Linked DNA regions of Homo sapiens: region 2 is linked to region 1. The links are chromatin loops, found by intact Hi-C in ENCODE. Cell type or tissue: CD14-positive monocyte. All regions are shown on one strand. Each heading gives the region's core, and the rest is flanking DNA. Links, peaks and the distances in the headings are about the cores only. Region 1 has its middle 96 kb from the start of TFCP2L1. Region 2 has its middle 12 kb from the start of TFCP2L1.

The links. A loop is a pair of places that touch in the nucleus more often than their neighbours do. Peaks named below come from ENCODE experiments on the same cell type or tissue, not always from the same donor. Only the 100,000 strongest peaks of a DNase experiment are listed, where the experiment ranks them.
Region 2: a loop joins it to region 1, with 2.0 times the contacts of the local background. A loop is called at or near these places in 3 of 110 quality-filtered maps.

What each region holds. Positions count from the first base shown.
Region 1 is chr2:121,182,967-121,194,945 of GRCh38, reverse strand. No RefSeq gene overlaps it. Among named protein-coding and RNA genes, the nearest start is that of TFCP2L1, 96 kb to the left of the region's middle. In CD14-positive monocyte, for the core only: no CTCF peak of the experiment used is centred there; a DNase peak (open chromatin) is centred at 5,805; H3K4me3 peaks cover 902 bases; H3K27ac peaks cover 778 bases.
Region 2 is chr2:121,291,428-121,303,406 of GRCh38, reverse strand. No RefSeq gene overlaps it. Among named protein-coding and RNA genes, the nearest start is that of TFCP2L1, 12 kb to the right of the region's middle. In CD14-positive monocyte, for the core only: a CTCF peak has its summit at 5,780; no DNase peak of the experiment used is centred there.

The DNA.
Region 1 (11,979 bases), core at 2,827-7,826:
GATGCTAATCTAAAGCAGAGTCTGCTTCCAGGGAGCCCGGCCTGCAGCAGGTTCTTGCTTGGAGGCATCTGAATCTTGCTGGAAGGGATTACAGAGATGCCCAGAGCCTGCAGGCCAGGCTTGGGTGCTGTGCAGCAGGAAACGCTATCAGGTCCCTGGGATGACATGGGTCAATGCTCCCTCACTGCTGTGGCTGCTCCTAGGGCCGGATGCCAGACCCCCGCCACACTGTCCCCAGACCAGTGGAATACCTTCACAGCACATGAAGGGTTGAACTTGACCCCAAATTCAACCTGGTTTATGGTGTGAGGGATGGGCTAACCCAGGAATGAAAGGGGAAGGATGGCTTGTGTTTGCAAAGGGAGCTTCCTTTGCAAAAAACCAGGCCACTTATGCCTTACTCCAGAGAAACAGTCTCTTAGATTAGTTAATTAAAAATTCCTGAGGGCAGCAATCACAGCCGATTCAATTCTGTCTCCAGGGTCTGGCACTGGGTTGGGAACTTCGGAACACTCAATATTTATTGAGTGTGTAAATGAATGAAAGAAAGTGGCATTAAAAAAAACCAAACAGGCCCCGGTGTGTGATGTTCCCCTTCCTGTGTCCAAGTGTTCTCATTGTTCAATTCCTACCTATGAGTGAGAACATGCAGTGTTTGGTTTTTTGTCCTTGCGATAGTTTGCTGAGAATGATGGTTTCCAGCTTCATCCATGTCCCTACAAAGGACATGAACTCATCATTTTTTATAGCTGCATGGGGCCTGTTGTGGGGTGAGGAGAGAGGGGAGGAATAGCATTAGGAGATATACCTAATGTAAATGACGAGTTAATGGGTGCAGCACACCAACATGGCACATGTATACATATGTAACAAACCTGCACGTTGTGCACATGTACCCTAGGACTTAAAGTATAATAAAAAGAAAAAAAGAAAAACAAACAGGCTGTAATCCCAGCACTTTGGGGGGCGGAGACGGGCGGATCACGAGGCCAGGAGATCAAGACCATTCTGGCTAACACGGTGAAACCCCATCTCTACTAAAAATACAACAACAAAAAATTAGCCGGGCGTGGTGGCAGGTGCCTGTAGTCCCATCTACTCGGGAGGCTGAGGCAGGAGAATGGCATGAACCTGGGAGGTGGAGCTTGCAGTGAGCTGAGATAGCACCACTGCACTCCAGCCTGGGCGACAGAGCGAGACTCCGTCTCAAAAAAAAAAAAAAAAAAAAAAGAAAGAAAAGAAAAGAAAAGAAAAAACAAACAAAAAAACAAAAAAGGAAAGAAAGTGGCATTAGGTCTGTCCCCCCAGTGGAAGGTAAGCTCATGAGGGCAGGACAACATCTGCTTCAATTACTGCCCCACCCCAGTGCCCAGCACAGGGCCAAACACATATTTGTTGGATGAATACGTGAATGAATGAATAAGTGTATTACCTGTTTTAGAGTTTTCCAAACTGTGGTCTATGGATATTCTTTGTATTTCACAGTCAGTGTCCAAATAAGTTTGGGAAATGCTGTACATGGTAGTTTCCTGTCAGAGCCACTCCACACAGGAGCATACTGAAGGCTCTGAGAAGGTCTGCAGTGAAAAAGGTTGTTACATCCTATTTTATCCAACAGTTACCAAATGTATTCCCTCTGGCCCTCCATTAACTCAGGGACACCAGTGTGCCAAGGAAAACATTTTTGGGAATTGCTGCTTTAATTTGAGAATCTGAGTTTGAGGTCATTTAATCAGGGATGTCAAAGATTTGCTTGGGATGGGGCAAGGCGGGGGGCAATTAGATTGAGCACGGAGGCAGGAGAGGCTGCCCCTTGTACCAAGGACGTCACGATGTGTGCAGGGTGTGCCCAGCAGGAGTTCTGCAGGTGTGTGAGGGCAGAGTGACCACCCATTAGGAGAGGGACTTGTGGCAGGTTTTACAAAGGCTGTTAATCACAGGGCACTACTCCTCCCCGTCTTTCCTGAGACCCAGCTCCCCATGCTGACGCTGACCTCTGCTCTCCGTGCAACTTCACGGTGTCCCTCTGACCCCTTTGAATGCCTCTCCACTCTGCCTGGTGGGCTCTGGGCTAACACGCCTGTAAACAGGGTTTTCTCCTGGTCTGCTGGGGCTGCCCAGCAGGGGCTCGTTCTGGGTATCCGGCCAGAGGGATGGCTGGCCCTGCACTGTGGGTGTCTTACAGGGGGCCTCCCCAAACTTGAAGTGGAAGAGAAAGCACTAAAGACTCAGGCTGACGTGGACCTCACAGGCTACATGGGGGCAGGCACAGGGAGCTGGTCAGGGGCAGCCTTGGCCTGGTTCAGTCTGCGCCTTGGTAGACATTGAAGAAAATACCAGCTAATCAGGGCAAGTGACATGTGGGGCAGTGACAGTTTCTGCTGTGGGGCCTTGGGTTGTGTTCACAACTCATGCTCTATTTAGGAAGGCTTGTGAAGGTGAGACTTGGGGCAGAGGGGAGTGGGGGAGAGGAAGGTCTGGCTGCCTGACTCTTGAGGAGGGGCAGAGTTTTGAGGGGTTGCAAGAAGGGAGTTTAGAGAGTAGAGCCATCCTGGAGGGCTTCCTGGAGAAGGTGGGCCTAGGTGCATGGGAAGGGTGGGTGCCCATGCATAAGCAGAGTGGAGAGCAGGGCACTGCAGGCTGAGGCGTCAAACACTGGCACTAGGACCAGAAGCACCCATTCTTTTTTTTCTTTTCTTTTCTTTTTTTTTGAGATGGAGTCTCGCTCTGTCACCCAGGTTGGAGTGCAGTGGTGCTCGGCTCACTGCAACCTCCACCTCCCGGGTTTAAGCGATTCTCCTGCCTTAGCCTCTTGAGTAGCTGGGACTCCAGGCACGTGCCCAGTTAATTTTTGTATTTTTAGTAGAGACAGGGTTTCACCATGTTGGCCAGGCTGGTCTCGATCTTCTGACATCGTGATCCACCGGTCTCGGCCTCCCAAGGTGCTGGGAATACAGGCGTGAGCCACCACGCCCGGCCCAGAAGCACCCATTCTTGAAGAGCCCTGGGATTGGCTTGGAGAGGGCAGACTGCCATATGGTCAGCACGCTCTCCCAGACCAAGCAGGGCACTTGCACGGAGAAGGGGTCTTAAGTTTCCGGGTTCCCTAACAGGAACCCGTAACAAAGACTTATTAATGCCAGAAGCAGCCCAGATTCTGACCACTTACTACGAAGTCCCTTGGAGAAGACACAGCAGCTCCCAGCCCAGCAAGGCTCTGCTGTACCCTGGGTGAAAGTTATCACTTGTCTTATCTGTGACAGACACTGCTGGTTGTTTGCCCAGCCTCCCACCCACTGCCACTTCTCCTTGCCTTTCTCTACTACAGACCTAGAACACGAAATGACTCCACTGCCCAATCTCTCTTGAGGCTAGGAGTAGACACGTGATACAATTCTGGACACCAGGAGTTAGGCAAAAGCCCCCAGGGAAGAGCAAAGTTTTGACAAGAAATTTTTTGGCCCCTTTACTTCATTTCCTGCCTGGAATGTGTCTGTGAGTCCTGGAGGGGCAGCAGCCATCTTGTTACCATGCATCAATAAGCATCACGGAACAGGCTGTCCTAGTATCTGAAGCCAAACGTCTTCCTGCTTGCTGCAACATTAGATGAAGGAATGTCTCTGCTACTGTCACTCGGAAAGGGAGGGTCACAAAGGCAAACACTGGCAGTGCCCACGCCCGCAATGCCCATGGGGAGAGACTTTCCAGCCGGTGCATGTTCAGAACGCTGAACCCATTGGCAACATGGCTCTCGGTTTATCCAGCGCTTCTTTTAATCATTTATTTATTTATTTTTATTTATTTATTTTTTTGAGACAGAGTCTTGCTCTGTCGCCCAGGCTAGAGTGCAGTGGTGCCATCTTGGCTCACTGCAAGCTCCGCCTCCTGGGTTCACTCCATTCTCCTGCCTCAGCCTCCCGAGTAGCTGGGACTACAGGTGCCTGACACCATGCCCGGCTAATTTTTCATATTTTTAGTAGAGACGGGTTTTCACTGTGTTAGCCAGGATGGTCTCGATCTCCTGACCTCGTGATCCGCCCGACTTAGCCTCCCCAAATGCTGGGATTACAGGCGTGAGCTACCGCGCCCGGCCTATTTTTAATTTTTTTAAGAGATGGTCTCACTATGTCACCCAGGCTGGAGTGCAGTGGCCATTCTATTCACAGGTGCAATCCCCCTGCTGATCAGCCTGGCAGTTTTGAGATCCAGCTCTCTTTGCTCCATGTCCATGCTCACTAAGCAACCTATACAAATGGTTATTAGTTTTCTTATTTTATTTTTTTAGGGAGAGTCTCACTCTTGTGACCCAGGCTGGAGTGTAATGGCGCCATCTCAGCTCACTGCAACCTCCACCTCCCAGGTTCAGGCGATTCTCCTGCCTCAGCCTCCCGAGTAGGTGGGATTACAGGCACCTGCCACCACACCTGGCTAATTTTTTGTATTTTTAGTAGAGACAGGATTTCACCATATTGGCCAGACTGGTCTCGAACTCCTGACCTCAAGTGAACTACCTGCCTCGGCCTCCCAAGGTGCTGGGATTACAGGCATGAGCCACTGTGCCCAGCCCTGGTTATTAGTCCCCCAAATCAGGTTCCCAAACCTGTGGGCCAATAAATGCTGAGTGAATGAGGGAGCAGCCTTGCCTCCTCAACTGGAACTGGGGTCTTGAGGGTAGGAGCTGCATGTCTGCACTCCTTGCAGCCGGAGTGCCTGGTGCAGGGCCCGGCCCATGCACAAGGCTCTCGAGGGCAGGTTGAGGGTCAATGACTGGCGGAGGCTGGGCAGTGAGGTGTAAGGGGGGCACCCAGAGAACAGAAGTGCAGTTGTTCCTCTTTGCTGTCCACAGACACCTCGACTGGCCTCAGGGCCTGGGGAACCCTCAGCCCATTTCCGGAAGCACTGAAGATGCCTGTGTCTCTGGGACACCTGAGTCTTGGGCAAAGGACCTTGGGCTGTGTGCAGGGGCCATAGGTGGGTTTTCTACAATGGAGCCACTCTTTGAATCTGCTTTGTGTTTGCCAGAACCTTCCTGTCAGACAGTTTCTGAGTTCAGTTTGGCTCCTTGCCATCCAACTGTTTCTGGAGCCCTCTCGTGGGTAAAGATTAAAGTCTGGGTTCAGATTTGATCTCAGCTAGGGTTTAGGTCCAGGTTAGGGTCAGGATCAGATCTAGCCCCCAAGATAAAGTTCAGGTTTATTTTTATTTTTATTTTTATTTATTTGTACTTTTTTGAGACAGAGTATCTCTCTATCACCCAGGCTGGAGTGCAGTGACACAGTCTCAGCTCACTTCAACCTCTGCCTCCTGGGTTCGAGTGATTCTCCTGCCTCAGCCTCCCGAGTAGCTGGGACTACAGGCGTGCACCACCACACCAGCTAATTCTTTGATTTTTAGTCGAGATAGGGTTTTGCCATGATGCCCAGGCTGGTCTCGAACTCCTGAGCTCAGGCAATCTGCCCGCCTTAGCCTCCCAAAGTGCTGGGATTACAGGTGTGAGCCACCGCATGCAGCCTGGTTCAGGTTTACAATCAGGTCCACATGAGAGTCAGTGCTAGAGGGTCAGCTCCAGCTTTGGGTCATGTTCTTGTATATCTTGTGGGATGAAGAAGATGGGGTTGAGAAGGAGTCAGTTTTAAAGGGCTTGAGTGCTCACCACAGAGCAGCTCTGGGGCAACCCTGTCCAACTCTCTGACCTGCCCGTCCCCGTCTCTCAGCACCTGCTGCACTGCTCTGTGGAGGGCTGGTGGGCTCTTGTGAGTTTCTCCCAGATGTGTCTAGTCTGTTGAGTGATTGCACCACTTCCTGTGGGCAGGGCCTTCCCTTTACTTGGCTTTCTTTCTCCTTTGGGCCTCTGGGAGGCTCACAATAAGTGCTGACTGCATAAATAAAGTCAGTGTCCCAAGGACAAAACTCTCCCTCTGATTGAGACTTTTCGATTCAATTTAATTATGTTCAAAGATTTTAAGGAGGATGTAGGAAAATTTAGGACCTTTCTGCTACTTATGAGAGCTGTCCTTCATCTATCCATTCACTCATCCATCCATCCATCCACCCACCCACCCATTCATCCATCCATCCACCCATTTATCTGCCCATCCTTCCATCCATCTCAAATATTTTTTGAAATCTACCATGTTCTGAGACTTTGCCCAACCCACAGGGGATGAAAGAGACACGAGACTCTTCAAAAACGCGATCACTAGGTGGAATCAGAACAGCAAGCAGATTGTGGGTATAACAGGACAGAAAGGCATTCAAGTTCTGTAGGACCCAGAGGAAGACACCCAGCCTCACCTGGAGGCATCTTTATCATGCGAGTTTTTCTAAGGTTGAAGCCGAGTCTTGAAAGATGAGTAGGTGATCATTTATCAAAGAAGAGAAGAGCATCCCAGTGAGTAGAAACAGAATGTGCCAAGGCCCATGGCGAGAGTGTGGGACAGCCTTTGGGAAACAGATAGAGCGGGCATGGGGATGGCAAGGTGGCTGGTGAGGCTGGGCTGCCAGGCAGGCAAGAGGCTGGAGGACTCCATCCTGAAAGCCTGGGGAGCCACGGAAGGAATCTGATCAAAGGATCAGCCTGATACAAGTTGTGTTGTGCACCCATCATCCTGGAGACTTGTAGGGGTGGGCGAGCTTGGGTCTAGGATTGTGGTGGGAGGCCAGGCAGCAGGACAAGCATGCCCTGAGGATGTGATCGACACAGCTCTGACTCCAAAGTCCCCCACAGATGTGTGGCCTCTGAAGTCCTGGGCAGCCAAGGAGGGAGGTGGGGGAGGGCATCCTGGGGAGCCGCATGTGTGGGCTGAGCAGAATTTATAGCTGACTCAGGGACCCGCATGGGTCAATGGCTCTAGAGGGTTGTGTTGGGCAACCTGCAGCTTCAGCCAGAGGGCCAGGGACAGTGCTAGTGCATGGCAGGGGAGCAGGCTGTGGCCAGCCTCTCACCCTACTATGGATTCCCGCCCTGCCTGGGCCCCCAGAGCAGCTGGAGATGAATGAAGATGCTGTCAGTGGCCCTGCAGTCATAAAGGCCCTGGGGGCCATGTGACACCCAGAATGAAATGCCAGCCCTGGGTGTGGGGCGGAGGCGCCGCAGATCTTCAGGCTAAGGTGAAACCTGCTGCATCGATGAGTGCCTCTGAGCCACATGCGTTTGTTCAGGTGGATGGGATGAGGCAGCTCAGGGGGAAATTGAGGGCAGAGGGCTCGGGGTTGGGGGCAGTCAGGGTGTCAGAGAAGCTCGAGGGCGGTCCTCTGGGCTGCACCCTCGCCACTTCTGGAAAGAGGGAACATGTTGTACGTGCAGGACCTCAACCAGGAAACCCGAAGCTTGTTGATCTTGAGCGCCTCCCGGAATCTTGGCCCCAATTCTGGGCTCAGGACCCAGGGTGTGCATCACCCAGCCTGCAAAGGCTGGATCTCGGGGCTCGTGGAGGACAGACAGATTCTGGGTAAATGTGGCTCCATCCAGTGCCATCGCCAGCCGGGATGCCAGCGCCTCTTGAGGGACAGCTGCAAACTGCCAGGTGTTCTGATTCCAGCCACTGCCCCCCGCACCCCATTCAGGCCTCTGTGCTGGTTGTTAAAATTATTGAGCACCTTCTGGGTACCAGGCCTTGTGCAGAGCACATTATGGACTTACTCCATTCAATCCTTGGAGAAGTTCCTCAAGGGGTCAGCCTCATTTTACAGAGGACGGAATTAAGGGTTAGTTATCCAAGGAGTAAAGGAGGCAGAGATGCCAGCTGGGTGTGAGATGAAAATGGCCCAGGACTTCAATTTTTTTTTTTTTAAGAATGTCCTTCGTATTGCCAGGCACAGTGGCTCACCCCTGTAGTTCCAGCACCTTGGGAGGCCGAGGCAGACAGATCACTTGAGACCAGGAGCTTGAGACCAGCCTGGCCAACATGGTGAAAACCCTTCTCTACTAAAAATACAAAAATTAGTCTGGTGTGGTGGCACACACCCATAGTCCTAGCTACTTGGGAGGCTGAGGCAGGAGAATTGCTTGAACCCAGGAGGCAGAGGTTGCAGTGAGCTGAGATCACGCCACTGCACACCAGGCTGGGTGACAGAGACTCTATCTCTAAATAAATAAATAAATAAATAAATAAATAAATAAATAAATGCCCTTCATACCTTCATATGTCACAGAATAGAGGCCTGAGAAGTTCTCACATCCATTGTCTTTACCTGGGCTCACCCAAAATTCAGGGAGCCTGAGGCTTTTGGCTTCTGTATGGAAACTTAAGGGCGTGTGACCCCGGGGGATGGAGCGATGGACAGGAGAGTGAAGCTGGAGAAAGGAGGACTGATGGCAGATAGCACTGGTGGAGAGCCCTGGGCCCCAGTTCCCAGAAGCTGCACAAACTCATCCTGGGGGAGGTGGGAGGAGACTTTGTCCCGGTGCTCCTGCCTCCTGCCTCTCTGGTGGTGATGTGTGGTGCCCAGGCAGGGCGTGCTCCACGGGCACGCGCACAGAGCTGTCTGCAGACAGAGGCGCCTGGAGCAGGATGCAGGTGAGGCACAGAGGGCTTGCTGTGGAGCCGCATCTTGCAGCTGGGGGCACTGAGGCCTGAGAGGCTCTGACAGGCCATGCACTGGTGTCTGAACCAGGACCTGCTCGAGGTCACCTTCCTCCCAGGCCACTGAAGTGACTGTGGTGGTGAGAGGTAGGCAGCGGCCTGTCTGCCTATGTGTGTGTGTGTGTGTTGGAGAAACAGTATTTGGACTGATGTGCAGGTGGCCAGGAAATGGAGCACGGACACGGTCCTGTCTAGCAAGTTCTCAGGAGCATGTGTGCCCCATATAAAGAAGGTTGGCTGCAGGGCTGCCAGTCCAAGCCCAGAGTGTCCAGGCCCCCATCCCAGGATAGCCCAGCCCAAGCCAGGACATAGTGCCAGTCACTCTCAGGAAGAGCAGGGGACAGTGACACAGCACATGCCCTGGGCTGTTGAACTGTTCCCACTGAGTCCTCAGACAGCCCAGGGGCCCAGGGAGAGCAAGAATGATGAGTAACCAGGCTACGGCATCCAAATAAACACCACCCCAAACCCCAGACCAAACCACCTACAGAGCCTGCCAGCTGCAGCTGCCAGAGGAATCAATACCCATTGTTCTCCTAGACAAATGTTCCCTCTGCACTTTTGGCCACTGTGTTCCAAGGGATGGCTAGGTGTGGGTTTACATCATGTGGATGGACACAGCTTAATGGGATCTGTTCCTCAAATTGCTCCACCCCACAACCTCCCGCTGCAGGGTCATGAGTTGAAGACAGCTGCCTGGCTGGATCCGGGCGAAGAGCAGGCACCAGGCCTATGTGGACTCCAGTCCCTGAAAGCTGGGTGACCTTGGCCTTGGGTTCCTCGACTACTCAAGAGGGGTGAACATCTGCAGCTCTCGCTATCTCATAGGGTTGGCCTGAAGGTTACAAAGATTCCTGGGAAAAGCAGCCAGCAGGAGTAAAACACACAGTGTTACGGCTCCTTATCTAATTGCAACGGGAGGCATCCAGCTTAGGGCAAGGAGCGTGGGCTTCCCAGTCGGACAGGCCTGGGCTCACGCGCTGGCCTTTTCCATCAAGGCCTATCACCTCTCTCAGCTATGGGTCAGAGAAGTTAGCCTGCAGGACTGTTGGGAAAGTTGCAGCTGCATGCCTGGGTCTTAGCACGGTGCCATGGCCGTGAGAATTATAATGTGGCTGCCATGGTCCAGGCACTGAATGAGCTCAGAGGACCCCTTGCACAGTGCCTGACCAGGTCAGGCCAAGCATCGTGGACAGAGCCGGGGCCACATCCTCTCTGTGCTTAAAGGCCAAAGTCAGCACACCCACCTCTTCCATGGACCTCTCTTAAATTCTTCAAGTCCTCCTTGTGGCCCCTCCTCCAAGCTTCTAGATCCCATGTCACCTATTCCATTCTTTTTAGCTCTTAATCATGGCAGGGGACATTTGCTATTGGATGGAGAGGGGGCTACCCAGTATGTTTGCCCCCTTCTTATTTGAGAATAAGGCCCTATGATGTGAGTATTGGCAGGAGATAAGCCACCCACTGTGGAAGCTGAAGGGGCAGGCATTCTCTCACCTTGTTCCTGGGCAAATGGACCCAGATGTGGCTAAAAGGACACTTCCATCCAGGACTCAGACTTAGGTGGGTGACATTAAGTGGAGGGAAAATGAGATGCCATTTCCTGTGGCAGTGTCCACAGGTGGCAGCAGTGTCCACAGGTGGCAGCAGTGGCCCTGGTGTCCCTCTACGGCGGGAGCATGAGCTTCTGGTGGGCCTTCCCCACAGGCCTCCAGGTGGGACCATGGCCAAGCTTTTGCCCCTGGGCCTCCCTTGGTGGCTGCCCACTTCCTAAGCCCGTTCTCCCACCTTCCTGTCAATTCTCAGCTCCTCAGTCACCAGCGTTGGGTTTCTGTTGCTTGCACACCCAACATGCACGTTTGCCTTTGCATAACACCAGCTGTTCCAGGTGAGCAAATAATCTTCCCCACTGGACTTCACCCCCTGGGGGCAGAAATGCTGCCTTACACTGTGGTGTATCACCCAGTAAGTGCCTCCTGGTGCAGGCCATCTGGTGAGGGATGCTTGGACTCGGCTGCCAAACACATCTGCGATAGGATCCAGGTTCTATCATTTACTAAACTGGGGCTCTGAGTAGTTATTTACTCTCCATGAGCCTTGGTTTTCTCATCTATAAAATGGGCACCTACTTCCTAGGATCTTGACTTAAGAAAGTAGACATGAGTATTGTGATGGTGGTGGGGTTGGTGGGGAAGAGAGAACAGAATTTAGGCTGCTCGTAAACCAGCTCTCATGCTGGGACTGGTCTGGGAATGAGGACTGGGATGGGGGCAGGGGTGAGGCTCCAGGATGGGGGTCTGAGGGCCTATGGTGGGCAGAGGCAGGGTGCCTGGTAATTAATTCTATTTTTCTTATTGTTAGATTTGCACTTCGCCATCTTTGCTATTTAAATCTTAGTTGTTGATGGAAGTTTCCAAAGGCTTATATTGCCTCTCCTGAAACAAAACACGAGCTCTTTGAGGAACAAGACTTTGTATTTTCATCTTTGTACCCTCACAGCACCTAGTACGTTGTAGTTACTTAATACAGTTACTTAATACATATTTACTAATTAGATTCTAATTCTGCAGGGTCAGTAGGTTTCATGCTGCCTGGACTTTCCAAAAAGGATGTTTGCTGACGGGATGGCTTGTTGGAGGAGGAAGATTCTGTAGAAATTCAGTTCCCTTGTATGTTCCCAGCCTCTGGCAGGAGTTGGGGATAAAATTGAGCCCGTGGTACAATGGGGAGACAGGTAGGTATTTACTGTCATTACAGAGTCATCTGTGTTTAAATAATTATTTAGGAATGCATATACTCTGTTGTTCAGCCTATCCCTTAAGCCAGGTATCATACAAGTGCTCTAAATGTCTTCTCTCATTGAATTGTCACAAAGCTCTTCGAAGGTAGGTGTTATTATCAACCTGATTGTATAAAAGTAGAATTTGAGGCTTAGGGGCCTGCCCAAGTTCAAATAGCAAGTAAATAGTGGAGCCAAGGTTTGAACCCAGATGTGTCTGACCCCCAAATCCATTGCCCTAACCACTGCTTTGTGCTACCTTGATAGAGACAAACTCCTTGTTCAGGAAACCCAGAGGAGGGAATACCTGAATTGGCCAGGAAAGTCCAGGAAGCCTTCCTGGAAGAGGAGGTGCTTAGACTGAAATTTTAAAAAACCACACTTTTAAATGGACATGTTCAAACACCCGCAAAAGTAAAGAAGATATGAAATAAATCTTTAAGAAACGAGGCAGAGTTGGGGAACAGGTGCCTGCCAGAGTCCAGGATTGTTAAGCCTTGTGCATCCTGGGGACACTCAGAGACAGGTAGGAGGCCTTGCAGAGTGTAAGGTGTGACCAGAGGCAGTGTAGGGGTCAGATGGAGCTGCAGCGGTGGACACCCCTTTGGAGCTTGA
Region 2 (11,979 bases), core at 3,201-8,200, 110 kb before region 1:
ACCCCCATGTTCTCACTCCACCCCCCACACTTAGGTTAAGAAACAGAACATACAATTTAGAAGCCCGGGTCCCCTCTCCAGTCACATCCTCTCTCTCTCCCCAGGGGGACTTAAATCTTGATTTTGTATTAACCATTCCTTTACTTTTCTTTACATTTTCCCACATATTTACATATTTCTTTCTATTATATTGTTGAGTTTTTCCCCTTTTTGCACTTTCTACAAATAGAAAAAAAATCCTCCTACAACTTGAGTTTTTCCTTTCAACATTATGCTTCTCAGATTGAACCATGTTGATGCAGTGGCTACATTGATTCCATTTTCACTGCTAAGAAACGTTATGCCATTCTACAGTTGATCATGGGTCCTTACTGCCCCTATTTTTTTTTTTTTTGAGACGGAGTCTTGCTCTGTCCCCCAGGTTGGAGTGCAGTGGCACGATCTCGGCTCACTGCAGGCTCTGCCTCCCAAGTTCACGCCATTCTCCTGCCTCAGCCTCCCGAGTAGCTGGGACTACAGGTGCCCGCCACCATGCCCAGCTTATTTTTTGTATTTTTAGTAGAGATGGAGTTTTACCGTGTCAGCCAAGATGGTCTCGATCTCCTGACCTCGTGATCTGCCCGCCTCAGCCTCCCAAAGTGCTGGACGAGCCACCACGCCCGGCCAACTGCCCCTATTTTTATATGCACTGCTGCTCTGAAGATTTTTTGCAACAGATCCCTGGTTACATGTTCAAGCGTTTCTCCAGAAAATACAAATGTTTGTCAACTTAAGATAGGGTTACATCCTGATAAATCCATTGTTAACTGGAAATATTGTAAGTTGAAAATGCATTTCATACACGTAAGCTACCGAATATTATAGCTTAGCCTAGCCTAACTTAAATGTGCTCGGAACACATACATTAGCCTGCAGTTGGACAAAAACATCTAACATAGAGCTTATTTTATAAAGTATCAAATAGCTCATGTAACTTATTATTATTATTATTTAGATGGAGTCTTGCTTTGTCTCGAAGGCTGGAGTGCAATGTCGTGATCACGGCTCACTGCAACCTCTGCCTCCCCGGTTCAAGCGATTCTCCTGTCACAGCCACCTGAGTAGCTGGGCCACCACACCCGGCTAATTTTTGTATTTTTAGTAGAGACAGGGTTTCACCGTGTTGGCCAGGCTGGTCTTGAACTCCTGACCTCAAGTGATCCACCTGCCTCGGCCTCCCAAAGTGCTGGTATTACAGGCATCAGCCACCATGCCCAGTCTTCATGCAACTTATTAAATACACTACTGAAAATGAAAAACAGAATGGTTATGTGGATACTCGAAGTACAGTTTCTACTGAATGTGTATCACTTTTGCAGCATTGCAAAGTCGAAAAATCATACGTCAAATCATTGTAAGCATAAGTAGAGAAGGTCTGTGTATTTAGGAGTGGAATCACTGGGTCATGGAGTATGTACGTGTTTGACTGTTTCCTGATAGACTATTTTCTGCAGTGTTACATCAATGTACACCATCATATCCTGGCCGATACTTGATGTCTTCTGAAAATTTTTGCCAGTCTTTTGACTGAAATCTTATCTCAGGGCCAGAATTTTCATTTTCCTGATTACTAATGAGGTTGAGCTATGTTTGATGTATTTACAGGCAATTTGTGTTCCCTCTTCTGAGCAAATGTCCTTTCAATTCTGTTGCCCATTATGTGACTGGGTGGTTTGTTGCATTCTCATTGATTTATGGATAGTCTTAATATATTCTGGATGCTAATCCCATCACTATTATACTTACTGTAAAAATATTTTTTTTAGTCTGAAAATTTGGGGCTCTGTAACTGATGATCTCTGCCCTTTGCCCATCCCCCTCTGCCCATGCCTTGAGGTCATTTGAAACAATAAGTCCAGGTGGAAAGGCAACACCCTTAATTAGATCTTCCCAGTGGGCAGAAAACTCCTTCCTTCCTTCCTTCCTTCCTTCCTCCCTCCTTCCTTTCCTTTCCTTTCCTTTCCTTTCCTTTCCTTTCCTTTCCTTTCCTTTCCTTTCCTTTCCTTTCCTTTCCTTTCCTTTCCTTTCCTTTCCTTTCCTTTCCTTCTCTTTTCCCTTCCTCCCTTCCCCTTCCTTTCAGCTCACCACAACTTAACCTTTACAGCCCCAAACCCAACCTTCTCCATTCAGCCAATTCCCAAACTGCAGATTTCTGTAACTTGCAGCCCCCCTTTGAGATACCAAATTGGGATCGATTAGTATCAACTAGGATCTGATGGGTAATCCAAGGCTGAAGTGATGGCTCCATGATGTCTCCAGGGATTCAGGCTCCTTTTGTATTTCTGCTCAACGTTAGAATGGGCATCTAGCTTTCCCAACATGGCTGCCTGAGCTCCAGCCTTCACATCTCCCTTCAAAGCAGGGAGGAAGCAGAAAAGGCAAGGGCAAAAGGAGGCTGGTCAACTGATTTGGCTCTCTCTCCCATCTTCCTTTGCTATAAAATGTATTTGTATAAAGTATTAGGAACTTTTAGGTGGGAACAATCCTACCCAGATTTCACCACTAGGTTCAACAGAATGTAATGAGCCAGTGCTGTATCCAGTGTTAAACAGGCATGGCATGTTGCAACAAATGCTACACAGGACCACCTAATCTGCAAAAAAACTTATAACCATATTTTAAAGCTTCAGGAGGCAAAACTATTCCAATTCAAAACACTAAGAAACAGTCCCATCATGAAAACCAAAATCAACTTCTGAGGGTACCAAAAGGGGTACAGGACAAATGTGAGGAAAATCAGCATTTGTGGAGTTACAAATACGGGTTTTCTGTAAGACAGACATTAAAGAATTCAGTGACAAAGCTTGAAAATACAAAATAAAACAAAAGTCAGTGGTCATATAATTCAAAATTTACTTCAGAAAAGGCAAGGCAGGCCAGGTGCGGTGTCTCACGCCTGTAATCCCAGCACTCTGGGAGGCCGAGGCGGGCGGATCACTTGAGTTCAGGAGTTTGAAACCAGCCTGGCCAATATGGTGAACCCCGTCTCTACTAAAAATACAAAACTTAGCCAGGCCTGGTGGCGCAAGCCTGTAGTCCCAGCTACTTGGGAGGCTGAGGCAGGAGAATCGCTTGAACCCAGGAGGCAAAGGTTGCAGTGAGCCAAAATCGTGCCACTGCACTCCAGCCTAGGCGACAGAGCAAGACTCCATCTCAAAAAAAAGAAAAAAAGAAAAGAAAAGGCAAGGCAATAGAGTCAGCTTCTAGCCTGTCAAATCTTTTCTGCACTAACATTATCTACAGAAACACGTGGCCAATTTGTGCCTAGAGACTCCTATCATGCTGAATGGGGATTGTGTACAAACATGCTATGTACAAACCTGTGTACAGAACCAAAAGAATGTCCCCTGTCTCCCGTGGAGGTTATCAATAAACAGCAGGAAACCTCAAGCTTCATATTTTTGTTGCCTTACCAGAATTCCAAATAAATATTTCAGGGTGTGATTTTGTTTTTGAAGCTACTTCCCTCAAATATGTGCCCTATGGCAACAACTAACAATAATAAAAGGAAACCCTAGTTTGGGAAGCTGACCCATACAACACATCTGAGGGACCTTACCTTGGGGGACACACTGAGGCCAGCTCACCTGCTATGGAATCTTCCCCCAAAGCTCCGCCCATCAACTTCTTCTTACATCTCATTGGCCAGAATTTAGTCATGTGGTTAGCCCTCTCATTGAGGAGCCTAGGAAATACAGATTTTTTTTTAGCTGGGCACACACTGCTGACACCCCGTAAAATCAGGGTTTTGTTAACAAGGAAAAAGGAAATAAAAGATCTTAAGCGGGCCTGGCACAGTGGCTTACGCCTGTAATCCCAGCACTTTGGGAGGCTGAGGCAGGTGGATCACCTGAGGTCAGGAGTTCCAGACCAACCTGGCCAACATGATGAAACCCCGTCTCTACCAAAAATACAAAAATCAGCTGAATGCGGGGGCACACGCCTGTTATCCCAGCTACTCGGGAGGCTGAGGCAGAAGAATCGCTTGAACCCAGGAGGAGGGGGTTGCAGTGAGCCAAGATGGTGCCATTGCACTCCAGCCTGGGTGACAGGGCAAGACTCCATCTCAAAAAGAAAAAAAAAAGATTTTAAGTGGGCAACTCTAACTAGTAGGGGCAGAGAGGAATTTATCCCCACCAGAATTGCTAGAAGGGCTAAAAAAGCAGGTCCAGGCAAAGCTTCCAGAAACAACGCACTGCTTAATTGCTGTGATGAACCCCAGAAACACTGTCTCTGCTGCCTCCTATACCAGCAACAGACCACCTCCACCCATCCTGCTTCCTCATGTTGCTTCCAAATCAAAACCTCCTATGGGTGCATCTTATTGACGGAAGTTGGGTCACTGCCTGCAAGGGAGGCTGGGAAATGTAGCTTACCAAATTTTGACCTTAAGAAAAAGACAGGATTCACAGTTTTGGGGAGCCAGTGTATTTCACTGATTCTAAAACACACATTTTCCCCACATTTTCATGTCTCTGAAATCAGGATGCTTCTGACAGTTGGTGATGCCTCTGCCATTTGGCAGTTTGGTAATGTGGTTGACATTGCCTGCACACACATGAAATCTCTGCCTAAGACCAAGAGAGCATCTGCATTGAAAGAGTGCAGAGGGGGCATCAGCGGCTTGGAAGGAAATCCTGGGCCAACGGTGAAGCACTCTCTTCAAAAATGCTGCAACGCCAATGCTCATCAGGGCCCAGCGCACCGCCTATGGTGCCAAACCAGCAACACAGGCGATTCTGAGTATAAAAGGGATCCAGAAGACTCTGCAATAAATGTGGGTCCTTTTAAAATATATGCACAAGGGCTGGGCGCGGTGGCTCACGCCTGTAATCCTGGCACTTTGGGAGGCCGAGGCGGGTGGATCACCAGAGGTCAGGAGTTCGAGACTAGCCTGGCCAACATGGTAAAACCCCATCTCTGCTAAAAATACAAAAATTAGCTGAGCGTGGAGGCACATGCCTGTAGTCCCAGCTACTCGGGAGGCTGAGGCAGGAGAATTGCTTGAACCTGAGAGGTGGAGGTTGCAGTGAGCCGAGATCATGCCACTGCACTCCAGCCTGGGCAACAAGAGCGAAACTCCATCTCAAAAAATTAAAATATATGCACAAGAGAGATCTACACTTCACTAAATAGAAATGAGATCTTTCCTTTTTGCGACAGGGTCTCACTCTGTTGCCCAGGCTGGAGTGCAGTGGTACAATCATAGCTCACTGCATCTTCAAACTTCCAGGCTCAAGTTGATGCCTAAGTAGCTGGAGCTCATCCCTCATCCCCCCAAGTAGCTGGGACTACAGGCACGAGCCACCATGTCTGGCGATTGTTTTGTATTTTTGTAGAGACAGAGTCTCCCTATGTTGCCCAGGCTGGTCTCGAACTCCTGGGCTTAAGCAATCTGCCCGCCTTGGCCTCCCAAAGTGTTGGGATTACAAGCATGAGCCACCATGCCTGGCCTTAAATGAGATCTTTCAAGAACAAAATACAAATGCTAAATGATAAGAAAGCATTATGCCTGTGTTTAACTGTCTGCATTTCCTCTTACTGCTCCATAAAATAATGATGCATCTTACAATTGATGGCAGCTTAGATTTAATGAAATATCTGTCAACAAAGCATGGGGAAGAGCACAAAAGATTCTAGGCAACCGTGGCAAGTGCCTGCTGCATTCACAGAAAAGGCAATGAGGAATGGCATCCCTGCCTCTGACCACTGGAGGCAGCACAGTAGGAGCAGTCCAAGGACAGCTGCTGTTCTCTGATCTCAGCGGGGGCATAGACTACGTTTCTCCAATATCAGACCATGCTCGGCAGGCAACAGACACACACACGCCATCCATGCTTTTGGGTAGGACTGAACCCAAGGAAGAGAAGCAAACATTAACTGAGCACCTAGTGCGTATTTGGTGCTGTGCCGGGCACTTCATTCACAATATCTCACGTGAACCTTAAAACTTCCCTGGGAAGTAGTCCCATTTCACATGGAAGAAAGTCAAGATAAATGAGGTTAAGACTCTAATCAAAGGTAGGTGCAGTGGCTCACGCCTCTAATCCCAGCACTTTGGGAGGCCAAGGTGTGTGGATCACTGGAGCCCAGGAGTTTCAGACCAGCCTAGGCAACATAGTGAAACCCCTGTCTCTACAAAAAATATAAAACTTAGCCATGCATAATGGCATGCACCTGTAGTCCCAGCTACTCAGGAGGCTGAGGTAGGAGGATCACCTGAGTCCAGGAGGTTGACGCTGCAGTGAGCCATGACTGTGCCACTGCACTCCTGCCTGCATGACAGAAACCCTCTCTCCAAAAAAACAAAAAACAGAAAAACCCCAAAAAACAAAACAAAAACAACAATAAAAAAACGGACTAAACAAGGTCTCAGAACTAGTAAGTAACAAAGGCAAACTTGAAGCCAGGCTTGTCTTATTCCCAAGCTCAACCTCATTTCTTGGCAAGCTTTGTCCTCTCTTCTCTCTTTGATGGCAGTGGCAGCCCATCTGGAGAAGCCGCTGTGGGGACACCAGCTGCAGCAGGGGTGGTGCAGGTGGGGCTATGCTCTCTCCAGAGCTGGTGGGGCAGGAACAGGTGGGAGGCCTGCCCCCTACTGAGTTGGCAGGGTGGGACCCCTGTACTCCCAGGCATGGATGCAGCCACCCAGCCACAGCTTCAAACCGGGGCATCCCTGTACTCTCAGGGGCCTGAGAATCTCCTGGCCCCCACAGGCTCAGAAGTGCCTGCTCCTGCTCTCAGGCCTCTTCTCACTCCCGGGGCCTGCTGTGATTCTGGAGCAAAGTTGTGGCTGTGCCCAGGTGCTGTTGCAACCCAGCTGGCTGTGCACATGCTTGGCACAGAGCTGACACACCAGCCCCCTCCTCACCTCAGCCCCCTCCAGACCTTGGGCACTGACGAGCATGGGAGGGAGGCCAGGGGCCTGAGGGCAGCTCAGCAAGGGCCTGCAGTTGCCCCTTAGTGTGAACAGCCTGGGCACCGTGGATGACATGTTGATGACAGCAGGAAGCAGACAGGTTCCTAGGTGGGAAGGATGGGTCCTTGGTGAAACTCCACCTACAGGCCAGGGATGGCCTGAAGCCTGGGGGCAAGGCTGCCAGTTCTGGAGGAAGTCCACAGCACAGAGTGAGAACTTCATTGATGACCATTTGGCCAACTGGATGGTGCTTTTTCCAGGCCTGCCCATGGTTGACCATGGACCAATCAGCATGCACTTCGTCCATTCTGAGCGCATAAAAACCCCAGACTCAGCCAGACTCACACACAGGTGGGGATGACCTGCCTGCGGAAAGGAGCTACCCACTTTGGGTCTCCTGAGAGCTGTTCTGTTGTTCAGTGACGCTCCTCTCTGCCTTGCTAACCCTCCAGTTGTCTGCATACCTCATTCTTCCTAGATGCAGTACAAGAACTTGCAATCCAATGAATACTGGGACTGAAAGAGTTGTAGAACAAACAAGACTGAAGCATGTCCCCTGCTCACCACATTATGGGCAACAAGAAGGAGAGAAGAGCTGTGGCCCTTCTGGGAGCCCAGACCTCAGGGCTCCCCAAACCAGGACTGTGACAGGCTCTAACACCCTCTTTGGGGCTCTGCAGTTCCCAGTGTCTCCGAGCTTTCAGGTGCCATTACATTCCCCCTGTCCAGATGCTGGTGCCCGCAGCAGAAGCCACTTGTGGTATGTCTAGTCCACCCTCAGCCTGGCATGGACCCAGCGCCTGGAGATGCCCTCCCTGCCACAGTTGGTGCCCCTGGCTGTGAGCAGTGGCCGGACCCCACACTCGCTTGCTCACACACCCCTCAACACTCCCACCTGCAGGTGTGGGATCCCACCCTTAGCAGGTGTGGGATCCAGGCTGGTAGTGCAAGCCGAATGCAGCCTGCCAGGCTGAGTGGGAGGAATGAGCCCAGCAGGTGCAAGCAAAACCCAAGCAGAGGTGCCACCAGCCACAGAGGTCTCTGGCTGGTGAAGCAACACCCTAAGGATCCTGTGACATCTTAAGCCTGGACTTGTGGGGCTGTGAGGTTGTACTGAACCAACATCTACAGAGCTTAGAGTGAAGGAGAGGAGCACCTGGCCTACTCTTCTGGGCGGGTAGGGAAGGCTTCCTGGAGGAGGTGATGCTGAGCTGAACCTCATGAAAGTCAGTTAGGCAAACTAGGGCCAGGGAGGAGGACACTGAGGAGCAAGTGCTCTAGGAAGTGGGAACAGTAGAGAGGCAAAGAGCTGAGGTGTAAAAAGTACAGAAACTTAACAGCCTGTGTGGCCCCAGGTGGGTACAGACATGGGCACTCAGATGAATGAGCAGGTGGTACTTTTGGTGATTTTCCTCTAGGTGGTGCAGCCCCATGCCAGGTACATGGCTTGGTGAGAGGAGCACGGGCTGAACTTCGGGTCTCCTAGCCCCCACCTTGGCTAGTGCTTCTTGCAGAGCACAAACTCTGCAACCATATGCTGGAGAGCTGCTGCAGTGCATAGTGTGTGTGCTATTCATGAGGGCTGGCCCAAAGGACACAGTGACCATCCATTGCCTTCCTGAGCTAGAGCTCAGGGATGGCCAATGCCAACACTAAGAGATTCCTTTTTAAATTTTTTTTTTTTTTGGTAGAGACAGGTCTCACTATGTTGCCTAGGATGGTCTTGAACTCCTGGCCTCAAGAGATCCTCCTGCCCCAGCCTCCTAAAGCACTGAGGTTACAGGTGTGAGCCACTGTGTTTGGCCCCAATACCCAATAGATTCTTTTTTTTTTTTTTCCTTGAGACAGGGTCTCACTCTGTCACCCAGGCTAGAGTGCAGTGGTGTGATCTCAGCTCACCACAACCTCCACCTCCTGGTTCTAGCGATTCTCGTGCCTCAGGCTCCCGAGTAGCTGGGAGTACAGGTGTGCACCACCATGCCCAGCTAATTTTTTTGTATTTTTAGTAGAGACAGGGTTTTGCCATGTGGACCAGACTGGTCTCAAACTCCTGGCCTCAAGTGATCCAACCCACCTCAGCCTCCCAAAGTGCTGGGATTACAGGAATGAGCCACCGCACCCGGCTCCTGACAGATTCTTAATGTCTTCTCTCTGTGTGCAGTCTCTAGTTCCTCCCATTTGATTCTGGTCCCCAACACCCCATGACTGCATTTGTGTTTTGGTCTCTATCTCTTATGGTAGAGCCCCTTTTCACGTGTTGAGCAATCCACGATTACCTGCTCATATTGGGAGCTGCCCTGGTAGCTCAGAGTGTATGGGAGGGGCTGTTGACACATTGTCACTATAGGGTGATCTGGCTGTGCTCTTTCGCTGGGGAGCCCCCAGTGTGTCGAATTCTTCAAGAAAATTCTTCCAACTTCTTGTCTGACCTGTCCTTTCAGCTTGGTACAGCAGATGGGGCCTGGGTTTTCAAGCCGGACCACCCTGGGCCCTGTCCTGGCTCTACCGTCCTCCAGCTGTGCAAGTTTGGACAAGTTGTTGAATCTCAGGGGCTCGGTGTTCTCATCAGTGAAGTGGGTGTGATGACATCTACCTCCCTAGGATGTTGAGAGTTAAGCGGGCTAATGAATGGGGAGCACTTGTGTTTTCTCCCTCCTTGGCCTCAGCCGTGCCCCCAGCCAGGGGCTTTGTGTAGTCTCACTCACTGCTTTCCTCCATGTCTCTGGAGCCGCAGTCCCTGGGTTAGAGCTGCTCCCCGTGGCCCCCTGCAGAGACTGGCACCTGTAACAGGGCGTTTTGCAGAAGGAGGTGTGAAGCAGATAACAGGGTGTTTGTTTGGCCCTAGAGGGAGGGCACTGTGCCAAAGTGCATGTGGCCAACTCCACCCAGGGCAATTCGCTGTGACTACTGAGCAGGGAGCAGGGCAGCCCTTGTCAGAATGAGAATACTTGACTGCTGCTGGAAGGACTGATGGGAGCAATCTAGGCCGGAGAGGGAGGAGGAGGAGAGTCAGAGCAGGGTCTTTGCATTGGAGGGACTGGGGTTCAAGGCAGAAGGATTGCTTGAGGCCAGGAGTCAAGACCAGCTTGGGCAATACAGTGAGACCCCCTGATAGGGCTTGGATCTATGTGCCCACCAAATCTCATGTCAAATCGTAATTTCCCGCTCCCCAGTGCTGGAAGTGGGTGGAGTTCTCAGGAACGGGTTAGTACCATCCCCTTGGTGCTACTCTCGTGATAGTGAGTGAATGAGTTATCACGAGATCTGGTTGTTTAAAAGTGTGTAGCAATTTCCCCCTCTCTTTTCTCTTCCTCCTCCTCTGGCCATGTGAAACGTCTCACTCCCCCTTTGCCTTCCAGGATTGGAAGTTTCCTGAGGCCTCAGTGGACGCCAAGAAGAAGATGTTATGCTTCCTGTACAGCCTGCAGAACCATGAGCCAATTAAACCTCTTTTCTTTATAAATTACCTAATCTCAGGTATTTCTTTATAGCAATGCGAGAATGGACTAATACACCCCATCTTTTTTGAAAAAAAAAAATATATACACACACAAACATATGGCCAGGTGTAGTGGTTCATGCCCATAATCCCAGCACTTTGGGAGGCTGAGGCAGGAGATCACTTGACTCCAGTAGTTTGAGACCAGCCTGCACAACATAGTGAAACACCATCTGTAAAAAATAAACAAAATTAGCTAGGTGTGGTGGTATGCGCCTGTAGTTTCAGCTGCTTGGGAGGCTGAGGTGTAGGGATTGCTTGAGTCGGGGAATTTGAGGGGGCAGTGAGCAAGCTCACACCACTGTACTTCACAATCCAGCATGCGCTCTCTCTCTGTCTCTCTTTCTCTCTCTCTATTTTGTCATGCACCAAATAGCCCAGGTTGGATGGGAGCTATCTATCTATCTATGTATCTATCTATCTATCTATCTATCTATCTATCTATCTATCTATCTCCCACCCAGTCTAGGAGGAGTTGCTATACCCCTGAGTAGGTGGGGGTGTGTGTGTATATATACATATATATCTCATATGTAGGCCAGGCACGGTGGCTCATGCCTATAATCCTAGCACTTTGGAAGGCCAAGGCAGGTGGATCACCTGAGCACCGGAGGTCAGGAGTTCGAGACCAGCCTGGCCAACATGGTGAAACTCCGTCTCTACTAAAAATACAAAAATTAGCCAGGTGAGTTGACAGGCACCTGTAATCCCAGCTACTTGGGAGGCTGAGGCAGGAGAATCACTTGAAGCCGGGAGGCGGTGGTTGCAGTGAGCCAAGATCGTATGACTGCACTCATGCCTGGGCGACAGAGTGAGATTCCATCTCAAAAAAAAAAAAAAAACAACATATATATATATATATATATATATATAGAGAGAGAGAGAGAGAGAGAGAGAGAGAGAGAGAGAGAGAGAGAGACAGAGAGAGAGAGAGAGAGACAGAGTATGCCCCTACCCAGTCTCTGCCCTGCCCCCATTTTGTCATGCACCAAATAGCCCAGACTATATACCCCCACCCAGTAGTAGCCCCACACAAAGGCTAGTTGGTGCATGACAAAATGACTAATGTCAATGATGCAGGTGAGTTTTGCTTTAGGAAAACCAAACCACACTTGCCCAAATTTTAAGTTGACCATTTGAATTCCGAAGAAAGATTTGTAAAATAAATTTTTGTATTTTGGCATAATTCTAGATTTAGAGAAAAGTTAGCAATATAATAAACAGAATTCTCATATCCCCTTCCCCAAGTTTCCCCCTCTGTTAACATCTCATGTGACCATGTACATTTGCTAAAGCGTAGAAACTGAGCTTGGGGTGATCCTCTGAAGGCCACGTGGGACTTTATCTGAATTTGAAGAAACATCTTGGAAAAGTCATTCTCCTCTCTTGAGAAGCTAGGATCAGACATGAAGATGAACCACATCTGAGATGACAATATGGGCCATTGGAAAATAGGGTTCAAGGATACAAATGTGATGGAGCCAAGTTTGCAGGACAGCAAGGTATGAAGAGACGGTCAGTA